Regions from separate parts of the Homo sapiens genome. Here region 1 is linked to region 2. The links are chromatin loops, found by intact Hi-C in ENCODE. Cell type or tissue: endothelial cell of umbilical vein. All regions are shown on one strand. Each heading gives the region's core, and the rest is flanking DNA. Links, peaks and the distances in the headings are about the cores only. Region 1 has its middle 160 kb from the start of LINC03147. Region 2 overlaps TMPRSS15 (transmembrane serine protease 15).

What was found. A loop is a pair of places that touch in the nucleus more often than their neighbours do. Peaks named below come from ENCODE experiments on the same cell type or tissue, not always from the same donor. Only the 100,000 strongest peaks of a DNase experiment are listed, where the experiment ranks them.
Region 1: a loop joins it to region 2, with 23 times the contacts of the local background. A loop is called at or near these places in 5 of 110 quality-filtered maps.

Annotation. Positions count from the first base shown.
Region 1 is chr21:18,035,608-18,046,288 of GRCh38, forward strand. It overlaps a transcript of CHODL not described here. Among named protein-coding and RNA genes, the nearest start is that of LINC03147, 160 kb to the left of the region's middle. In endothelial cell of umbilical vein, for the core only: a CTCF peak has its summit at 5,595 (motif pointing right); a DNase peak (open chromatin) is centred at 5,614.
Region 2 is chr21:18,364,517-18,375,197 of GRCh38, forward strand. TMPRSS15 (transmembrane serine protease 15) reads right to left here. Exons shown (of 25, transcript NM_002772.3): 6 at 7,677-7,808; 7 at 624-732. Among named protein-coding and RNA genes, the nearest start is that of TMPRSS15, 34 kb to the right of the region's middle. In endothelial cell of umbilical vein, for the core only: no CTCF peak of the experiment used is centred there; no DNase peak of the experiment used is centred there.

The DNA.
Region 1 (10,681 bases), core at 1,248-9,247, 330 kb before region 2:
CCACAGTTTGTTAATGTTGTATTACTTCTTCTTTTTCAGTCTTTGTTTACGTTGCAGATAGTCTCTAGTGCTATGTTTTCATATTCACTAATCTTTATTCTTCAAAACCTAATCTGCTATTAATTTTGTTCAGTGCATTTTTAATCTCAGATGTTAAAGTTTTATCTTGAAAATTCAATTTGGATCTTCTTCTTTCATGTCTCTGCCTAAAATGCTCAATCTTTTCTTTATTTTCTTGAATATATGAATTATGGTGTGTATTAATGTCCTTATGTACAAATCATAGCATCTGTGTCATTTTTGATCTGTTTCTATTGATTGATTTCTTTCTCTTCATCCCACATCATATTTTCCTCCTTTGCATATTTGGTAATTCTTACTTGGCTGACAGACATTATACATTTTATCTTGATTATTTTTATATTCCTATAAGTATTCTTGAACTTTATTCTGGGATGCAGTTAAGTTACTTGGAAACTGTTTTATCTATTAGAGTCTTGCTTTTGAGCTTTGTTAGGTGAGATCATAGAAGCCTGTAGTCTAGGGCCAATTATCCTTTATTACTAAGGCAATACCTTTCTGAGTACTCTACCTAATGACCTGTGAATTCTGAGATTTTTTTCAGTCTAGCTAGTAGGAACACAAACTATTCCTGGTTATGTGTCAGTTCTGGGGAATATTACCTGTAATCCTTTTGGCATTTTATCCTTGGCTTTGTGTAGTTTCCTCACACACATGCAAAGATTAACACTCTGCTGAAGGCTCAAGAGGTATCCTCTGCATATTTCAGGGGCTTGCTTTGTGTATAGGACTGTACGCTCTGGCACTCTGCCCTGTGAACTCTAGCTACCTTGGCCTCCTTGGAATCCTAACTCAGTTCAACTCAGGAAGACCACTGGGTTCTGCCTGAGCTTCCTTTCCCTGCACTGTGGCCTGGAAACTCTGCCTAGGCACTAGAGTGGGACAGCGATAGGTCTTCTTTTGTTTATTTTCTCTTTATCAGAAATCAGTCTTCTTTCCATCTTGATTGAAAACAGTTCTATTATATATATTATCATGAAGAAAAATTTAAGGCAGTATTGGAAAGCTTTTCTAATTTTTTTCTGTTACTTGATGTTATAATTGTTTCTTTTCCTTGTAAAATTAAACTTTTTTTTGATTTGGGCAGATATGAGTGACTTCAGTAAAATTCCCATAAAATAATTAGAACTCTAATATTAGCCAGGAAACTGGGTGGAGTTCTTTCTATTGTAAAGATTTTACTATTTATGGCAGCTTGAATAGCATTGCCCTGCCATATTCAATCATTAACCAATAATATTTTATCCATGCAGATTTTGTACCTATTTTAATATCTAAAACCACACCTGAAAACCAAAACAATTTTGAGGAGACTGATATCTAGAAGGTTAGTATGCCCAATAAAGGTATGAAGAATTCTGGTAGCATTACCTTCTGGAGATTTTAGATTTCCATATATAACATATTTTCACAATATCAGACAATGGGGATGAGTAAGAATTATATTTTAACTCCAACAGACCTACATTGAATTAAATCCTGCTAGTTCTGATACTAATAATTAGAAAACTTATACAGCAAGCGATCCTATGTCTTGGAAGGAGATTTAATTGGCATCCAAGTAAACAGAAAGTTGGGCTAAGTGAAATGTATATATTCTGACTTTTAAAAAATTTTAGGTGTGGAAAATTCTTATTTTGTTAGTAGGAGTAGACAATGTAAATGGAGGAACTCTCAAAAGTCTTCTAAAATGAAGATGGGATAGATCCTAAAATGGTAGAGTAAGAACAATCTTTTAAAATTATCCATAGCAGGAAACAGGAAAAATTATTAGACTCCTACCATCTTTTATAGCACTATGAAGTTCTGGCCTCTATGAAATAGAAGCAGAAAGTCATTAGGAAGACAGAGGTTGAGATGGAAAGGTAACATAATGATAGAAGTAGTAATGAGAAGTGTTAAGTGTGTAGTGAAGGGTAGAGCTGATACCATCAAAGAATTAAATCAGTGATGGAGGATCACTTGCAGAAGCTCTCCAAGATCAGAGAGAATAAAGAGAGACCAATAAAAAGAATAAGTGGGTAAATAATACATATAGAGGAAAAGAACTTGTAGAATGTTTGATGGTTTTAGGGTATCTGACATAAACATTAGAACACTTAGCAGCAATAACCAGTGTTAAGAGAGGGGAATATACAAACTTTAAAAAAAATCAGCATACAGATTTAACATTTTCCTCTCATTTATGCAGAATCAATTCTACAAGTCTTGCATTGTTTTTGATAAGAAAACTGTTTGCATTCTTACCTTTGTTTCCCTGCACATAATGTTTTTTTCCGTGCTTTTAAGACTTCCTCTTTATAACTGGTTTTAAGCAATTTGATTATCATCTGCCTTACAAATACAGCTTTACAATTTTTTTTAATCAGAAAAACATCTGGTACTTTCTCTTTTGGTGAAAAGTTTACTAAGTTGCTTCCAAAAGAATGATTTTTTTAGAAAAGACTAGCCTCAGACTTCTCTTTAGTACTAAATGTCATAATGAAATGACATTAAAATGGAGAATTTTGAGGGAAGAAATTTGAAATGCTAAATTGTGCATTTCCCCAAGGTGTCTTTTACGTTTCTGAGCAATAGAAAGACATTCCCAATGTATAAGGGCTCAGAAGATATATTCCACATGTAAATCAAACAAAAGTAGACAATAAATTAACCTCAGGCATTTGAATGATCATCAAAAATTATAAATTCAAGAGAAGTGGTAATTATGAAAGACATTGATTATGAATGATTTTTTACACAATTTGACACGAATTCAGGAATCCAGTTAAATATAGTTTTAGCTGGACTCTATGTCATGATAGTTAAAGTCGTTTCTGAGATAGTTTGCTGAATTTTTATTTTTTTGCTTTCACTGTATTTCCATTGACAGTGACAAGTGTTTCTTATGCTTTATTATTGAAACTAAGTTTAGATAGAAGCTCTTCCCATATTTGATGACCACTTAAAGTAAGTGGGAAAAATACTTGCCAACAATCACTAAATTACTTGCACTTGGAAAATTACTAAACACATACTTCAGAGTAGAGGTGCATAGAAAACTTAATGACCATGAGATATGAGTGGATAGTTTCTGTATCATTAAAAATCAAGTAAAATGACTTGATGTAAGATTTGGGGTATTTTAGATATTGGGAATGCCTGACAAATAATCTAGTGGCAAACATTAATTGTAAGTCCCTTTTCAATGTCATCTTACATGTAGAATTTTTGAATATTTCATCCATGGTACTTAAAAATAAGAATCTAAAATATGATCCCAGATATGTAAACAAAATATGCTTGGATAAAAAGAAGATAAAGACTTACCTAGATAAGTCCATGGGGATCGCAAGATGTCTTTCTTCTTATGAATTGATGGTCCAAACTGAAATTTTCATTCCATCCCATTTTGGGATGGAAGCTATTTAGTTTAGTGATAATTCTGAATCGAGGGATTCTTAATGGTCAGGATTTATGCTGCCTCAATGTCAAGTCTGTACTAACTCCTCTGTGTTAACACATTACAAATAAATCTGAGAGATATATATCTGTTATTTATCAACTCTTAGATATTCATTAAGTTTGCTATTCTAATATTTTAAGAAGAAATCTATTTTGATTGTTCATGATAATGTAATAGAAAGTGTTAAGTTTGTAGCTTTAGTAGTTAGGGGTAGGGATTGTGGTAGGGAGTAAAGGCCTTAAGGTCAAAGAGTCATATCCCATGCTGTTCTCTAAATCTTGTATGAAATCTTGGACATCATGGATAAAAACCTTAGACATCATGTGTGAAATGTGTTCCTTGCCTATTCCTACCTCTCTTCAATGGATCTTAGAATATTTGACCTGAATTTCTTATTTGGGAACACTTTTATATTGTTTTCTATATTCTAAATCTAGAAATATTGGCCAACTTTTCATTCGACATCTAAGGAACTCTAGAGCCTTGAACTTGCTTTGACAATATGGCTTCTGGTTCTAATTTGGGGCTCCTTAGAGATCCTGAATATAAATTACTCCCTATCCTCTATTACTTATTGGAAAAACCTAACCCCTAATCCTTATGTAACTCATCTTGATGCTACCAAAACCTCAACTCTGGCACCATGCCTTTTTTAAAAAAATTAAATAAAAGTTAAAATAACAATTAAAGCCTTTGCAAATTACCCTTTAAGAGATTTATGGATTGCTATTTTTTCTGCTTAACTCCAGTAAAAGGAATTTGACATTTATATAGATATTAGTTTTCATTTAACACATGTTGAGACTTTAATCCTTATTGGGTCTTGCTGAGCCTCCAAACATGGACTAAGTTCACAGGATAGTTTTTCACAGATGGATCACATCACATAAATAAGAATGTAACTTCACTCAGAACATTCTTTCAAAAGAAATATGTTATTTAACTATTCAAACCTCTTATCATAATTGAGTCTTATAATTTATTTGTTAAAGGCCCTATTTATCTTTGCTCATGAAATAAAATATTCAAAAACAGATTACAAAGTAGCATGGTCATGCAAACTTTGGTAAAAGACTCAGAACACTTTATGTCCACTACATGTGGACAATTCTTTCTGCATATGAACTGCCCTTTCCTGCATCCACAGCTCTTATCCCTTCACTCTGTATTATCTTTACAAAAGAGAAGGAGACGACATACAAAATTAATTTAAGTAAAGGTCTGCATTACAACTGAAAGCCATTAACTGGCAGTGGCTCACCAAAGTACAGGCAAAAATCAATTTTAATTAGTATTTTTGGCTTTAATGAAAAGTGATTACAAAATTGGCATTTTAGCTAATACTGTTGAGATTTATGGTGAGCTGATGCTAATTAATTTTCTGTTGAATTGCTGTAGGCCTTAGTGTCTTCAATAAAATGGTATATTTGCTGATACTAGGGCTGCATCAGCAGTTCAGTTTTGTAACAAAAAGCTTCTTAATGGTTTACAGGTGTATTTTACACTATTGCTCTAAGCTACAGTGCATTATTATTTTTTCCATAAAAAGACTGTTATAGGTAATCAAATTTCATACCATTTTATTAATTGGGACCATTTTATTTTAGTGTATCTTGAGTGTTATCCACAGAACTCTTTACTTCAAATATAGCTTTCTTTTGTCTACTCGCAGGTGGTAAAAAAATCAGATGATATACTTTAATTAGAGAACATTTCATGACTGATTTCTCTTTATTTCTTCATTTTTCCTCTTCCCTTGATTGTATTGGTAATAAATTGGCTTCTGAACCTAGTTACATGCTTTAGATCCATTTTAAGTCAGGAAATAAAAAAAGAATTAAGCTTTACAATTTACTCTTGTCATATGATTTGAGTTTTAAATGCTCTTTAGCTTGCTTTTATTGTGATTATTTCCTCCCTTTTTTAGAAAAGTGAAACAGTCCTTACTGAAGACTAAAAATTATATGATGATTTCTGTAAGCTGAAAATTTGTATCCTGGCATTGATTTGGTTGGACCTATGAAAGTCATTTTGTTCATTTGTTATCGGTGTTATTGGCCTGTCATAGACAGACACAAGGTGGCGTTATCCACACTCAAAAGGATGGCCTATGGAGAAAGAGAGATAGTGTTGGAGTCTTAACTGACCGTGATTGGCTTTGGGGACTTGGGTAAGTTACTTAACCTCTCTAAGCTTCTGTTTACTCAACTGTGTGATGAAAATAACTATGCCCATGTCAAAATATATTTTGAGCATTAAAATTAAAAATGACTTAAAGCAAAACATTCAACAAACAATAGCTATTTTTTTTTAAATGAAAGCCATTTTATTTTGAAACAATGTTTTGTTAAACATCATTTTATTACCTACTGAAATATATATAAAATTGGGTTACAGATTTTTATAATATTTAGGATTCACGTCATGCAGATGCATTTTGTGATCGAAAAAGTCTAAGCACAATATATGATTAAATCATTAATTAGTAAAACCAAAATGATAGAAAATTTAACTGAGAACTATAAGTCTTAGAATTTTGTAGTAGACTGAATGGAATAGGCTCAATTTAAAATAACTGAGATGTCTAGTTCAGTTCTTTTTCTTTTAAAATGAGTACATAGAGGCTCATATTACAAGTTAAATGACTTGATTAATAAATTACAGGTGAGTCTTAGGAAGGGCTTGATCAATTCTACTCTAGTGGCAAATTTTATGGCTTTTATATGTGCTAAAGGGAGCCAAATTCAAATTGATCCACTAGAGATTAGCAATAACTATATGAGAAAGCGTTTGTAGTCCAGATTTAGGATGATATGGGAAGCTGAATATATTTTTTTTAATTTTTAGGTAGAATTTGGAGAGGTGAAAAAATCTTGCTTCTTCTCATTGTTGCCTAAAACATTAAACAGCTTATCACATGAGCTGATGAACGGTGTCCTGTAGGCTTTTAGAAAGTATACTCTTCAATATCCCACTTAAAATTTGAAAAAAAATGTAAATGTTCCACTGAAAAGACTCTGGGAATATTTTCTGTTTAAAAATTTTTAATTTTAATATTTTAGAAGGGGAGACAATTTGTTTTCCAGGAGCACAGCACAGATTTAAATACACATTTGCTAGTCAGGTCTTGGATGAATGGACCCCCTTCTCCCCACCCCCTTCTGCAAACCTTCTTACAGCCTGATTGAGATGGCCCCATTTTGGGGCCCACAAATTGTATAAAATATATCCTCATACCTCAGAGCTATGGCAATAAGAGACATGCTTGGTTTTCATTTTCCAGGTACAATAGAATTATAGAATTATAAATCAGAAAGAAGCCTTAGGGAATATTTATTCTAAAATTCTCATTTTGTAGATAAGGAACTTAAAGCACAGAGGAGTTATAAAACTTGCTCTTGTCACCCAGCCAGTGTGAAGCAGATCTGGGAACTACAGTTCAGGTGCTCTAAACCATAGCTTAGTGACCTCTCCTTTATTCTATATATCCAGTGGTTTAGAAATAAGTTAACCATTTTGTTCAAAATGTGCTTCATTTTATGTTTCTCACATCACTTGATGTGCATAAACTTTCAGGTAAAATATTTTAAGAGAGAAATTCTCTTGCGCAGAAGGTGAAATAATAGAGATACATATCTGGGATAGTTGCTGGGACACGAATATGCAAAATTGTTGAATTTTCAATGTGTCAGCTTTGGTCATTACTTAGTCTTCACCTTTGTATGTCCAGAAAACTTGATTTTGGGGCTGTATTTAAGAATGGTCATGTTCTGGCCATTTTTTTTTTGTTAACTAATTCAAAATACCTTTATGCAAAATGACAATATTGAACTACAGTGAGAAATTTAACTTCTGAGTGAATGAATGAATTATTATTTGCTGTTCTGGAGAAAAGTCTACATTAGGAAGACAAATTATAACTGCAAGATTGCTAATGAATCATAGACACAGAGAAGGGAAATTGGTTGTATGCTCTTAATGATCCTGGTCAGCAAGATGATTGCTAAATGAGTCTATCTCTACTATAGGGGTGTATTGGCCTAGAATACCAGAAAACTCATTGCAGGGCTAGCCTCAAGGGTGTGCAACCTGTGCAGTCGCACTGGGCCAACACACAGAAGGAACCCACTCTTGGTTTAATGCTCTGCTGTTGTTGTCCTGATGTTTTTAATAACATTATCTTTGGACTTGTGGTTTGTAAGTGAAGTCTGTTGGGACAAAGGAGCATGCCTGTGAATGAATAGAGGATATATATGCAGTATGTGAATCTGTCATTTCTTGCTGCCTTATTTTCATTGAGCATCTCGAACACAATAAGATGTTCCATGAACACAGAATTCCAGTAGACCCAGGATGTGTGGGAGTTCAGAGAGACTCAAAGTGTGTTACTTGTACTAAGTAAGCACAGAGCTGACAGCCCAAGTGGCCATTCTTTCCATTCTCACTAGAACGTGCTTAGGTTCCAGAAGGATGACATGATGCTATGAGAAACACTTCTATTCTTTCATACTCATGCTACTTTCCTGTATTAGTTACCCACCTAGGCTGAAAATGATGACATGGGAGGAAAAAGAGAGCAACCTTGTATTAGTCCATTTTCACACTGCTGATAAAGGCATACCAGAGACTGTAATTTATAAAGAAAAAGAGGTTTAATGGACCCACAGTTCCACAGGGCTGGAGAGGCCTTACAATCTTGGCGGAAGGCGAAAGGCATGTCTTCCATGGATGGTGGCAGACAAGAGAACGAGGGCCAAGCAAAAGGGGAAACCCCTTATTAAACCATCAGATCTTGTGAGACTTATTCACTATCACAGAACAGTATGTGGAAACCATCTCCATGATTCAGTTATCTCCCCGCCACAACACATGGGGATTATGGGAGCTACAATTCAAGATGAGATTTGGGTAGGGACACAGCCAAACCATATCAGACCTATAGTTTCTTTTCCTTTCAGTCCTTTTGAATTCTTCAGTAAACTGAAGGTAGAAAGTATTGGTAAAATGTGCACGTAATCAAGAAGTGAAATAAAAACAGTTGATTTAGTTTTGTGCTGTGTTTCTCCTTTGCTGGTAAGAATGAAATATATATGCATGTATGAGCTACAAAATGTGAATTGTGTGATTTCAATAATTTCACATACAAATGCTCTTGTATTTACATTTAAAACTAACATTGAACAATATAAATAGTGAAGTTCATGCTAATAATTTAAAATATTAATTTTTCTTCAGTTAGGAAGAGATTAAATAGTGAATAAAAAACACCACATCGTTGAGACTGCAGAAAAAAGAAAAATCTTTATTTTTTTAACACTTTTACTGGCACATTTTCCTGCTGTTTTAACTAACAACATTGAATTTTCACTTTGCGCTGTAACCTACAAATTTTGGAGTCAGTACTGACTCATTGTGGTCCATAAGAGAGCATTCTATATCATTCTCCAGACACACTGCCATTTTCTGAATTTCAAGCAGATAATCTTCTCTCTTTTGGTAGAAGGAAAAAGAAATACCTTTTTTTTCCTTTAGATCGATTACAATATAGTTGATTATATACTCTTTTATGATATCAATAATAATTCAGTCATGCCTTCTTGAGATTGTATCCTGGTCCTCTTGATTAAATTTTGATTTGATTTGCAAGCTAGCCTAAATTTACTCCAAGTTTACTCTTCAGATGGCTAATTTCATCCTACTTCACAGAGTTGTAAGGGCTTAATTTATGTATTCAATAAATATGTACTGAGCAGCTATTTCCAGCAGGGCACTGTGCGAGGTGCTGGGACTCAGCAGTGAGTAAGATAGACAGGGTCTATGTCGTTATGCAGATGCATGTGGGTGAGGGAGACAGACAATAACAAGTACATAAAAAGGGCAAACTTCCCAGATTTAGATGAATCGGTGATAAGAAAAAAGCAGTGTGATGGAAAAAACAGTAACAAGGAAAGGCCATTTTAAATAGTGTAATCAAGGAAGGACTAAGAACAATGTATAATATCTGATCTGGGACCTGAATAATGAGTCAAAGTTCTAGAAAGAGAACGTTTCAAACAGAGGGAGCTAGAATTATCAAAGCCTAAAGATAAAATACCCTGAGTGTGGTGAGTTGAATGATGGCCTCCAAAAAGATATAAACATGCCCCAGACCTTGTGAATGTGAGCTTATTTGGAAAAAATTACATTTGCAGATGTAATTAAGGATCTCAAAATGAGATAATCCTTGATTAACCAGGTGAGCCCTAAATCCGGTGAAAACTGTCTTTACAACAGATAGAAGAGAACAAGACAGACACAAAGGAGGAGGCCATATGAAGGCAGAGGTACAGATTGGAGTTCAGTTGCCATAAGCCAAGGAATACCTGGAACTCCCAGAAGCTAGGAAGAGGCAAGGAAGAATTTTGCCTTAGAGTCTTTGGAGAAAGCATGGCCCTGTGACACCTTATTTCAAGTTTATGTCCTCTAAAACTGTGAGAGAATACATTTTTGATGTTTTAATTCACCTGCTATGGTTTTAATATTTGTGTACACTCCAAAGTTCATGTTGAAACTGAATCCCCAATGCATCAGTATTAAGAGGTGTGACCTTTGGGAGGTAATTAGGTCAAGAGCACTTATGAATGAACTAGTAATCTTACAATTGACTAGAAGGAACTAGCTAGGCCCCCATTTTTTGCCTTTCCCTCCCTTCTGCCATGTGAGGACACAGCATTTGTCTCCTCCAGCGGATGCAGTAACAAGGTGCCATCTGAGAAGCAGAGAGAAGGCCATCACCAGACACTGAACCTGCCAGTGCTTTCATCTTGAACTTCCCAATCTCCAGAACTATGAAAAATAAATTTCTGTTCTTTATAAATTATTCCATCTTAGGTATCTTGTTATAGAAGCACAAATGAACTAAGCCACCACCCAACTGGTGGTAATTTGTTGTGGCATCCTCAGAACACTAATACACCTGATATTTTTTAAAGAAATAAAAGGGGGTCAGTGTGAGTAAGATAAAGTGAGAAGGTGGAGGAGACCGAGAGGATATCAGAAAAGCAGGCCAACGCCAGATTCCAAAAGGCCACGTAGACATGGGAAAGAGCTGGGATTTTTATTATGAGTCATGGGAAGCGGTTAATGGATATTAAGCTAGAGAATTCTTTGGTGTAC
Region 2 (10,681 bases), core at 1,593-9,592:
ACTTAAGGTGTTCCTTGTCTATGAAAATGCTTAGGTAAACTTTAAGGTAGATCAGCTATCAGCAGCCTAATTATTTTGATTATCTTCATGATTGGGTTGGTTAATTGAATTAAGAATGTGGAGGTGAAATACATATTGACTGATCCAAATGTCTTTCAAGATATAGTAAGAAAGACATGTATAGAGGCTGTTCCCTGCTCTTAATCTGCTGTAACTGAATCACACCTTTAGAGATTTCCACATGGTAAGCAGCAAAATGAGAAAGAAAATATTTTATAGACAAATGCAGAAGATGCGAAATTCTACTTCTCACGATACACAGACATACATGTATGTTGTTTGCCTGGCCGCACATGAATAATGTCCACCACAGAAAAATAAACTTGCTTCAGAACCCAATGAGATGACCCCACTTATTAGACAGTATTGTTCATAGCACAGAATAGCTTTTTAAAAGGTTAAAAATGATAGTATAGTTTTTTGTACAGTTTTTCAGTTGGGAGGTTTTTGCTTCATAGTTAATGAAAACAATGATTCTTTAAAAAACTACTGAAAGCAATAAGACGTTGCATCAGAAAAACGCTTTATGACTTAAGAACAGAAAATATAAGATCTTGTATTACCGTATGATCCACTGGCAGACAACACTTGTTTCAGAAGGTTTTGGATAATGAGTAGCCTGGAAAGACCCAGATGATCCAGTTAACAAAAATCTTCCATCACAAACTGTGGCTGCAAAACGATGCCAATTAATGTTAGACAAAAACAATCTTGGGATTCAAATTGGCTGCAAAACATTTCACAGAATATTCATGGCAAAACCTGTACAAGGTTATTTTATGAAACTGAAATGATAGTAAGATTTCATGTTTGAAACCTATTAGCCATGTTCAAATACTCATACACATCCTATCGTGAAATATTTTGGAAAAATTCTTTCTTTCTCTCTCTCTCTTTCTCTCTTTCTTTCTCCTTCCTTTTCCCTTGCTTCCTTCCTTCCTTCCCTCCCTCCCTCCCTTCCTTCTTTCCTTCCTTTTCTCTCTTTCTTTCTCTCTCTTTCTCTCTTTTTCCTTCCTTCCTTCCTTCTTTCCTTCCTTTTCTCTCTTTCTTTCTCTTTCTCTCTCTTTTTCCTCCCTTCCTTCCTTCCTTCCTTCCTTCCTTCCTTCCTTCCTTCCTTCCTTCCTACCTTCTCTCTCTCTCTTTCTTTCTCTTCTTTCTCTTTTTTCCTTTTTTTTTTTTTTTTTGAGACAGAGTTTCGCTCTTGTTGCGTGTGCTGGAATGCAACGGCGCGATCTCGGCTCACTGCCTCCTGTGTTCAAGTGATTCTCCTGCCTCAGCCTCCGGAGTAGCTGGGATTACAGGCGGCGGTCACCACGCCCGGATAATTTTTGTATTTTTAGTAGAGACGGGGTTTCACCATGTTGGCCAGGCTGGTCTCGATCTCCTGACCATAGGTGATCTGCACTCCTAGGACTCCCAAAATGCTGGGATTACAGGCGTGAGCCACTGCGCCATGCCCAAAAGCATTGTCTTTCTAAACACCCTTCCCTAAGCTGCACTTTAAGTGTATTCTTCCATATTTGCAAGGAAATAAATATATCTGAATTGAAAACTGCCAGTTCAGACAAATAACCAGTCATTTTTTGTCTTATTTTTATAATTAAATTGGAGCTAGGTGAATTTCAAATATATGTACAAAGTGCTATGTTTTCTTGAAAAAGATTAGAATAAGGCCAGGAAAATGTTAGTACTAGTGGCCTATACAGAATTCCATCCAACAAATCTGTTAGTCCATCTTTTAAAGCTCATTACTCTTGCTCCTTTGGGAGATAACTAGTTCAATGTTTTCTATATTTTCATTCAATACTCCTGATTAAGCCTTTTGCTTTCCATAATTACTCATTTTCCTCTTTTGGTTTTCATAGTAGATTTATTTCATGAATCTCTCCTTAATGTCATGCATTATTAGTTGCCTTTAATTTATATCTGAATAGATTCCAACTAGATTAAAATCTTCTTGAAGGCATGAACCAGGAGCCATAACTTAGAGATTTTTGTTTTTTTCATACACTTGCTATGTATAGTATATGCAAAAATCCACCTTGATTTTCACAACTTTTAGTCTTTCTTACATTATTTTCCTTCTAGTTAGTTACTTGGTTATGTTGACACAATATTCTAAAATTATGACCCTTACAATGTGTCTTTTTCTCTGCATAGATTAAAAATTCTTCATACGGAGAAACATTAATGGAGGTTAGAAAAATCAAAGTAATATGTCAAAATTAATTTGCTGTGTTTGGAATCTGAGTGTTTAGAATAAGCTAATTCTAAACTGAGCTATGAAAAAGCTCATCGTAAAATTATAAAGTGATTCTATCAAATTACATAATACAAGCTATTTTATGACAAAATATTTTATGTATATAAAATAAATACATTAAAAATTAGATAGCAAATAGAAATCTTGATTAAAATATCATGTGTTTATTGGGTTTTTGCTTTTTTTTGGTATATATATATTTTCAGGTGCATAAAAATTTACTTTGGTAACTTAAGTTTATTATTCAAAGTCTGCTTAAAAACAATGGCCTAGGAATTAATTCATTAGCTTATGATTTGGTAACCTGATTTCCAGAAGAAAAAAAGAACGAAAATAAGAAAAGAAAAGATAACAAGTCAAGAAGCAAGGATTAAATTCTGAACAATCCGGCACAGATCACAGGAAAGAAAGAAAAATAGTGGTTTGTTAACTGAATTGCCTTATGCATAATGATTACTGCAACAAACAAAGAAAATTAAGGCTAATTTGTCATGATTTGAAGATAGATAGTAAAATATGTGACTTTTTAATGACTTGCTAAATAATTTTCCAGTTGTAAAAGCAAATCTCTTTTCTCACCTTCAACGCTCTTTTCCACTGTAAACCATGCCAAACAAGCAGGGCAATTAATGCCTTACATTCAAAGACCATAAAAACAAAAATGGCATTTGCTTGCATTTTATGTGGTATATAAAGCTTTTAAATCACAGTTTGTCGAGAAATAACATGGACTCAAAGATTGTAGACAGTGTAGTAAAGTCTACTGCTATTGTAAAGTTTATATTTGAGTTACAATACTTAGGAAGCAATGAGGTAGGGTGCTCAATCTTATCAGTGCTAAAATATAACTGCCAACATTTATAGAGTGTTTACTATGTGCCGGTCATTTTCTAAAGTTATTATATATGTATGAATGTAATTTGCATAACAACTCTATGATGTTATGGGGGAAACTGAGGCACATATGGGTTAAATAACAACCATAAGGCCTCCTAGCTTACAAGCAACAATTTAAAGCAAGGCAGCCTTATTCTAGAGCATACTGTGGTATATTGCCTAATATCACAATATATATATACATCTATCACTATCGCAATGACATCACCCACTCTTTGAACTGAAAAGCAGGGGGGAAAGCATAAATAAAAGAAGAAACAGAAAATTTTTTAAAGATTTCCATCTTTTTCAATGTTCTTAAAGTTAGAATACAGATCACATTTGCAATAATATTCCAGAACAAATAGGAGGATGCAAAAGAGACACACACAGAGAGAGAAAGGGAACAAAACAAGATCCCTTTAAGCATCTGTAAAAACCTGTTTGTAAAGCTGATAAAATTTTAGTCATTTTTCCCACCTGTTCACTACGCATTTTTTTGGGAAAGGTATCAACAGCTTTGCGCTGCACAATGTGATTCATGATTTCCAGAAAGCCATGTTACGTCTCTAGTTTCAAAGATGGTTCTATGTTTGACAAACCCTCTTTCAGTTCTTTCCTGAGCACATGACTAAACTACACTTCCCCAAATCCCTTGGAGTCAGATAAGGTCATGTGACTGAGTTGGCCGATGAACGATTGTAAAAGTCACTGTGTCTATTTCCAAATATGGTTTCTGAACATATCTGTAACATTCTTCCTTTGTCAGTCAGCTGGTTGTGAAGGATCCAGTAGAGGACTCTGGGGGCAGAGAGAGTGGCAAGTAAGGAGCAGGCATCCTGAATGCCTAGAGCACAACCCTTTGCCATCTTTCTTGCACCGTGATATAGGTGATAAATAAACTGTTATTGTTAAGATTGTTTATCATAGTATTTAGCCTGTCCTAAAGAATATGATCAATTTTCCTGTCCAGTATTCTATCATGTTACTAAGTTTTAGTGGGAATGGATACTCCACAGGTCAAATTCTGCTCTAACGAGGCTCTAGTCAATTCCTGCATTCAAGCAAATATAGAGAATATTCCTAAATGTATTTAAAATAAAATTACAGGAGTATTGAAGTATTTCTAATAGCAACGCTCAGAATGCCAAAATATTATCTTCTCAAGACAGAGGCTTGTGTAAGGCACTTTCTTATACATTTTTTTCATTTAATTTCAGGATGTTTCTGGAGAACCTGATAGTGCAAATGACCATGAATGAAGCAGGATAGGTTTTCAGGAAAAAATATATGACCCAGTTGTGGATGAGTAGGATGACTGGGTGTTTAGGATTGTGACTTATTAGACTGTGCAGTGCTTTCTAGTGCAGCATCAGAAAAAAAAATCTAAGTAGAACATAAATGAGCCTGTCAAATTATAGCAGCCATTCGATTGCACTATCAGAAATGTTGCCTGTAATAGGATGGAACACATAAGGGTAAGCACTTAGGACCCACGAAGAACTCCCTCTGCTGGCTGAATATTCACTAATTGTGTCTTTGCTCATGGCATTCAAATCTCCAGGATATATAAATCAAACATGATCTATGCTCACCCACCAAGCTGTATTATGCATATACACGTGAGGCATACAAACTATGAGAACACTTGCCAACTTCCAAAGAGTTAAGCATTGGCTTAAAGGCTGTGAATCAGCATCTTTCCTTTTCATAGGTCAGCTAAAAAGTGAACTTTCCTGCTGATGTAATTCTAATCAGAAGACGAAAACAATTTAAAGAAATCTTGTTTCAGCTATAGTCAGCTGTAAGTGTGCAAACCTAAATAACTAAAGAGTAAAAGAGGAAGTTGCATGAGGAAGACAATGTTAGTATGACTATCAATAACACAAACCAGAATTAGAGCTCACAGCTGGAGCAAAAAAATAAATAAATCAATAAGAGAGAGAGAGAGAGTAAAGGTAAACTTCATATTGGAAAAATTCTCTTAAATTAGTTTTATAAATTTTTCCATGAATATAGATTGATGGACAGTGGCTTTCAGGTGGAAATAATGCTGCTGGAAGTTTGAGCTGGTGCTGAAAGTCATTAGGCTTGTGGGCTCACCATAATCAATGAATGAAGCAACTTAAAATGAATAAAGCAACTTGTACTCTTAAATTCTCTCTGGATAAAAATAGATTCATTGATTGATTTAAACAATATTATCCCACAAATAATTCGAATTTATTTACCAAAATAGATATAATACTTACTTAAACGAAAAAAAAAAAAAAGAAAATCAAGAAAATGGAAAGTGACGGTGTGTAAGCTTGAGAGAGTTAGTGACATGAAAGGCTGGTCACTACTAAGGTTCAATTAACAAAAAATCTTCATGTTACTAAAAAGTAACAACGCAGTTTGACTATATTTTTAAAGCAAATTAAGATAATTACTTCCATTCTAATACTGAGGCTCATCTCCTGAGTTTAGAGTGGCTCATAAAAATGATTCATAGCATTAAAACTTATTTTAGGACAAATTATCACACTTACATGATATTCCTATGGTTCATTTTTATATGCACTGATATTAGTTCATCATGAAAATTATGAACTCCATGAGCATAATAACAAAATAATAGGTACAGTACATTTTTCAATTATTTGATTCATATATTTTGGTAGTTATGCCTTTTCCTCTATTTAAGGATATTGATCATCATTATATTGGCTTAAAGCCATGTGTCTAAGTTGACATACACTATTGTTTTTGAAACAGAAATCAGCATCACCTTTGTTACCTCATGATGGCACACTTGCATCATATTCTCCCTGAAAAGATTTTGGAAAATGCCTGAAAGCCACAGCAAAGCAAGAACATTGCTTTCTTCTTCTTTGAGTAACTTAGTTATATAAAATAGATTAAAAATATTCCGCAGCCTGCACTTTCTTCCAATATGTTCTGAGTGTACTTCAAAGTCTGTAGTTAAACTTTAAAGGTCTGAATTTTATCCAAGAACATTTGCATCGGGATTGCTTAGTGGAAATCTCTGTAGTAGAGTTGCCTTTCATTGAGTTGGTACCGGGAAACAGACCAAATGCCTGGCTTTTAAAATGTGTACTAAGTGGATAGGTAGCTTTTAAAACTTTGGTCGTTATTAGAATATTCATCTTTAATTACTATCAAGCAAGATGAGAAAAGTGTAACAAATAATAGAAAAGTGTAGCAAATAGTAACTATGGTCTTTAACACACTTTGGGCACTAACTGTATTTATAGTCAGTTTTAAAACTGATTATAAGCCATACCAAAAAATGTGCAGTTAATACTGTTAAATAAAACAAAATATCAGTTAGACTTATCCAAAGTCAGCAGTCTCCCCTTATCCACAGGGGATATTTTCTAAGACCTCCAGTGGATGCCTGAACCATGGATAGTACTGACCCCTATATCTACTATGTTTTTTCCTATACATACACACCTACCATAGGAGATTAACAGCAATAATCACTAATAAAATAGAACAATTATAACAATACTCAGAATGATGTGCAATTTTATACTTATACATTGTTTATTTCTGGAATTTTCCATTTACTGTGTGTCCTGTGGTTGACAGCAGGTAGTTGAAACTGTGGAAACCACTAATAAGGGAGAACTACTGTAGTTCTATGTGGAAATCTTCTTAAATGTGTTACACACAGAAACAAATTACCTACTTAGATGCTGCTTTCTAGTAAACTTTTCTAAGTGGAATCCAGCTATGAAATGAAGAAATAAGTAAAAGAGTAAATACGTTTAAATCAACTAGAGCCATGCTTGGTATATGGTAACTGCTACTTAAGTGTCAAATAGTAATAATAATGGTAAAATAATGTTATTGTCATTAACACTCAAAAAATGCCAAAATATACAAATGAAACACAGAAGTTTTACTTATGAGGCATTAAGTTCTTATTCATATCTTATTTCTACTATTTATAGAACTACAAGAGGCAAATAAAAGGAACAGTCAAAATTTTAATATGGTGCTCAGTGAGTTAGGTACTGTTAAAATGTTGAAAGAAAAAGACTGATATGATAGTGAAAAAACATGAAAACCATTAGTAAGAAGTGAGAATGTCTATCACAGAAGTCAAATTAATAATAGTTTGGATTAGTTTAATATAGAGAAGAGATGAAAATGTAGCAACACCCATCCCCACATTTATGACAGACATTGTTAATCACATCTTCCTTTCTGTAGTGATCAAATGGAATTCTGTTTAATTAATTAATATCTTTAATATTATTTATAAAGTTTAGGAAAATATTAATAAAATTATTTTAAGATTTTGTATTATATTTTAAAAATAGCTATTTAAATAGCTCATTCTTCAGTAGTTTCAGGTATTTGAGATTAGAATGTGTGTGTGTGTGTGTGTGTGTGTGTGTGTGTGTGTGTGTCTACAGTGAGGGAGGATAAAACAGAAGGGGAGAGAGTAGGGGGGAGAACTTACCACACATTTTATTGTCTTCGTCAGAACCATCTGGACAGTTTACTTCTCCATCACAAAATAAATCAGCTTTTATACACGTTAGAGCATCAGTACAAGGACTTGAACCAGGCAGGCACTCTATTGAGACATTTCCTTTAAAAAATAACTGAAATTAATTTCCAATTGATGAGATATGTACAATGTTTAAATATTTAATAGGCCTTTTTGCCACTGGGGTTCTTACTTATAAGTATGTTCTTCAACTGCCATAGGAATATTTATTTCATTTGCAAATCAATCATTTGTAAAATTAGAGCATTTTAAATTTTGAAATTTCATGTGGGGCAATTTTGGAAAGCTTATCACATCATCTGCAACATCTAGCAGCCACTTCATTTACTCATAAGCTTATTATTTGAAAATATAGTGGCTTAAGTCAAGGTTTCCATTCTGTAGAGTACATTTACCAACCAAAGTCATTTTAAAGTAAGATAAGCACTTAAAATTCCCAGTGCATTGTGACATTGAACAATGAAGAAACCTAATAGCTATTTCTGTTCAGTATCTCTTTGTTCCTTGGGTCAGAGATTCTTAGGGGGTACACTGTAAACACACCCCTGCGGGGTTTCATGCCATCTTCTGGAGGGTATCCGAAAAACTTGCACCTCTCAGCCTGACTTGTCCTTCACTTGCCCCACTTTCATAAACTTAAGTCTAGAGATGCACCAAGAAACACATTTTACTTCTAGAAATTAACTTGGGAAGTTTAAGAGCAATTCTGAAAATAAGCCATATTCTTATATGCCTACAAGATAAAGACTTTTAAAAAAAATTTTTAGGCCAGTGTGGAAATTTGAATACTTCTGCCTCTGAATATAACAACAATGATGGTGAAAAGTTTTGGAACTCTTTAACTCATCAGCATTTTTTTTTCTTTTTGGTTGTTGTTCTTAATCTTAAAGCCAGAACTGTATTGCCATCTGCTGGGTTTTCAAAATATGAAAATCTGAAATTTCTCCTTCTGCTCTATAAAATTAATTGGAAAATAAAAATGCCCATGTCAATGAATCTACTAAGTTACTTCTTAATTAAAAACTTTTATAGATTTTTGCTGAGTCTACATACAACTAAATTAGACATTTGTAACTGGCTGTAATTAAAATGAATATAAACCAATGGGAAATTCATGGAACGCCCAACATCTAAAATTATAGGACAGAGTAAAGATCAAAGCCATTCTCAAATGATAGAGTACTCCCATGTAGGAGAATAATAAATAATAATAAAAATATTATTTAATAAACTCAAATGCATATATTTGTTGATATTTAAGAGCTATTCATCAAAAGTCCTTAACCATTGAGTTATTAATCCAGAAAACACATATTTCATAGAATCTCATACATGCTTTATAAATAAATAAACCAAATAAAGCACTATACTTAAAACTGTGTCTTATTTTACAAGTAGCTAATAGAATTCCAAGTATTCAGCATTTCAAAGATGAATTTGGGATACAGCTAGGAACATATATCACTTTGGCTGTCCTAATGCTTCTCATGGGAGCTCCACTTCCTGATGTATCACATCTCTGTTCAGTATCTGTTGAACTCTTGATTAGACCCCAAAACCACACCAGCAAGTCATACCACTTGGACTTGACTGATCTCATGATTAATCATTTATTGACCCCACAAGTATTTATTTTGTACACATTTTTGTCATGGAATTTTAAGAGACAGAGATAAAAGAATGAGTAAGGCAGAGCCTCTCTCTTTTTATGAAGCTTCAAGTTAAGTGGGGGGAAATTGTTTATGTACAAATTATATTTTAAAGAGAGATTTAAAAAGTGCTATGGGGGCATCAAAGTTTAAGCAATTAGTTTCCTTCTAAGGCAAGAATTAAAGACATTTTTACAGAAATGGTCATATTTCAATTAGTTTTTGATGTACACCTAGAAAGGCACCAGGAGGAGAGAGATATGGAATGTATTTAGTGATGTGTGAAGAGTACATCAATAGGCCGGGCGCGGTGGCTCACGCCTGTAATCCCAGCACTTTGGGAGGCCGAGGCGGGTGGATCATGAGGTCAGGAGATCGAGACCATCCTGGCTAACAAGGTGAAACCCCGTCTCTACTAAAAATACAAAAAATTAGCCGGGCGCGGTGGCGGGCGCCTGTAGTCCCAGCTACTCGGGAGGCTGAGGCAGGAGAATGGCGTGAACCCGGGAAGCGGAGCTTGCAGTGAGCCGAGATTGCGCCACTGCAGTCCGCAGTCCGGCCTGGGCGACAGAGCGAGACTCCGTCTCAAAAAAAAAAAAAAAAAAAAAAAAAGAGTACATCAATATATGAGAAACAGATGAGTCTCACTAACATAGATGGTGGGATGTTTATGGAAGGCATAGTAGGAAGGCAGTTTGGTACCAGATTCTAGGAAACCTTTTTATCTTTGTTAAGTGTTAGAAATACTTTTCAATAGGTGATGGCATTGGAAGATTTTACATATATCTGCAATATGACCAGTCCATGTTTCATAAAGGCAATTGTTGGACCATGTGAAACACCACTTGAATAAGACCACTCGAGAAGCAGTTTCAATGGTCCACATGAAAGATGAGGGCTAGAACTCTCACAATGGCAGAGGAGATGGGACATGGACTCAATTACTACTTTACAGGTAAAATTGATGAGCTTCAGTGACTACGTTTGCTTCTGAACAAGATTAGTGGAGGTGAAGAATGGGATGCTAAGGAATTGGCAGTTGAATTACTGAAAAGGCCATTTGGGTTACTAATGGCCATTAGTCGCAATAGTGATTATGAGATGAACAAATTGTGGGGTTAGAAACTTGAGTCTAGTTGGAAGTATTTTGAATTTAAGTTGGAATATTAGGTATTGTTTTAAGTTGCACTCTGTCTCTCTCCAAACTATTTCATAAACATTCTTCAACTGACTTGGTCCATGAGGAAACAGAAGTTTTCTGTATTAAAACTAGTATGAAAAATATGAATGTGATTCTTATGCAAT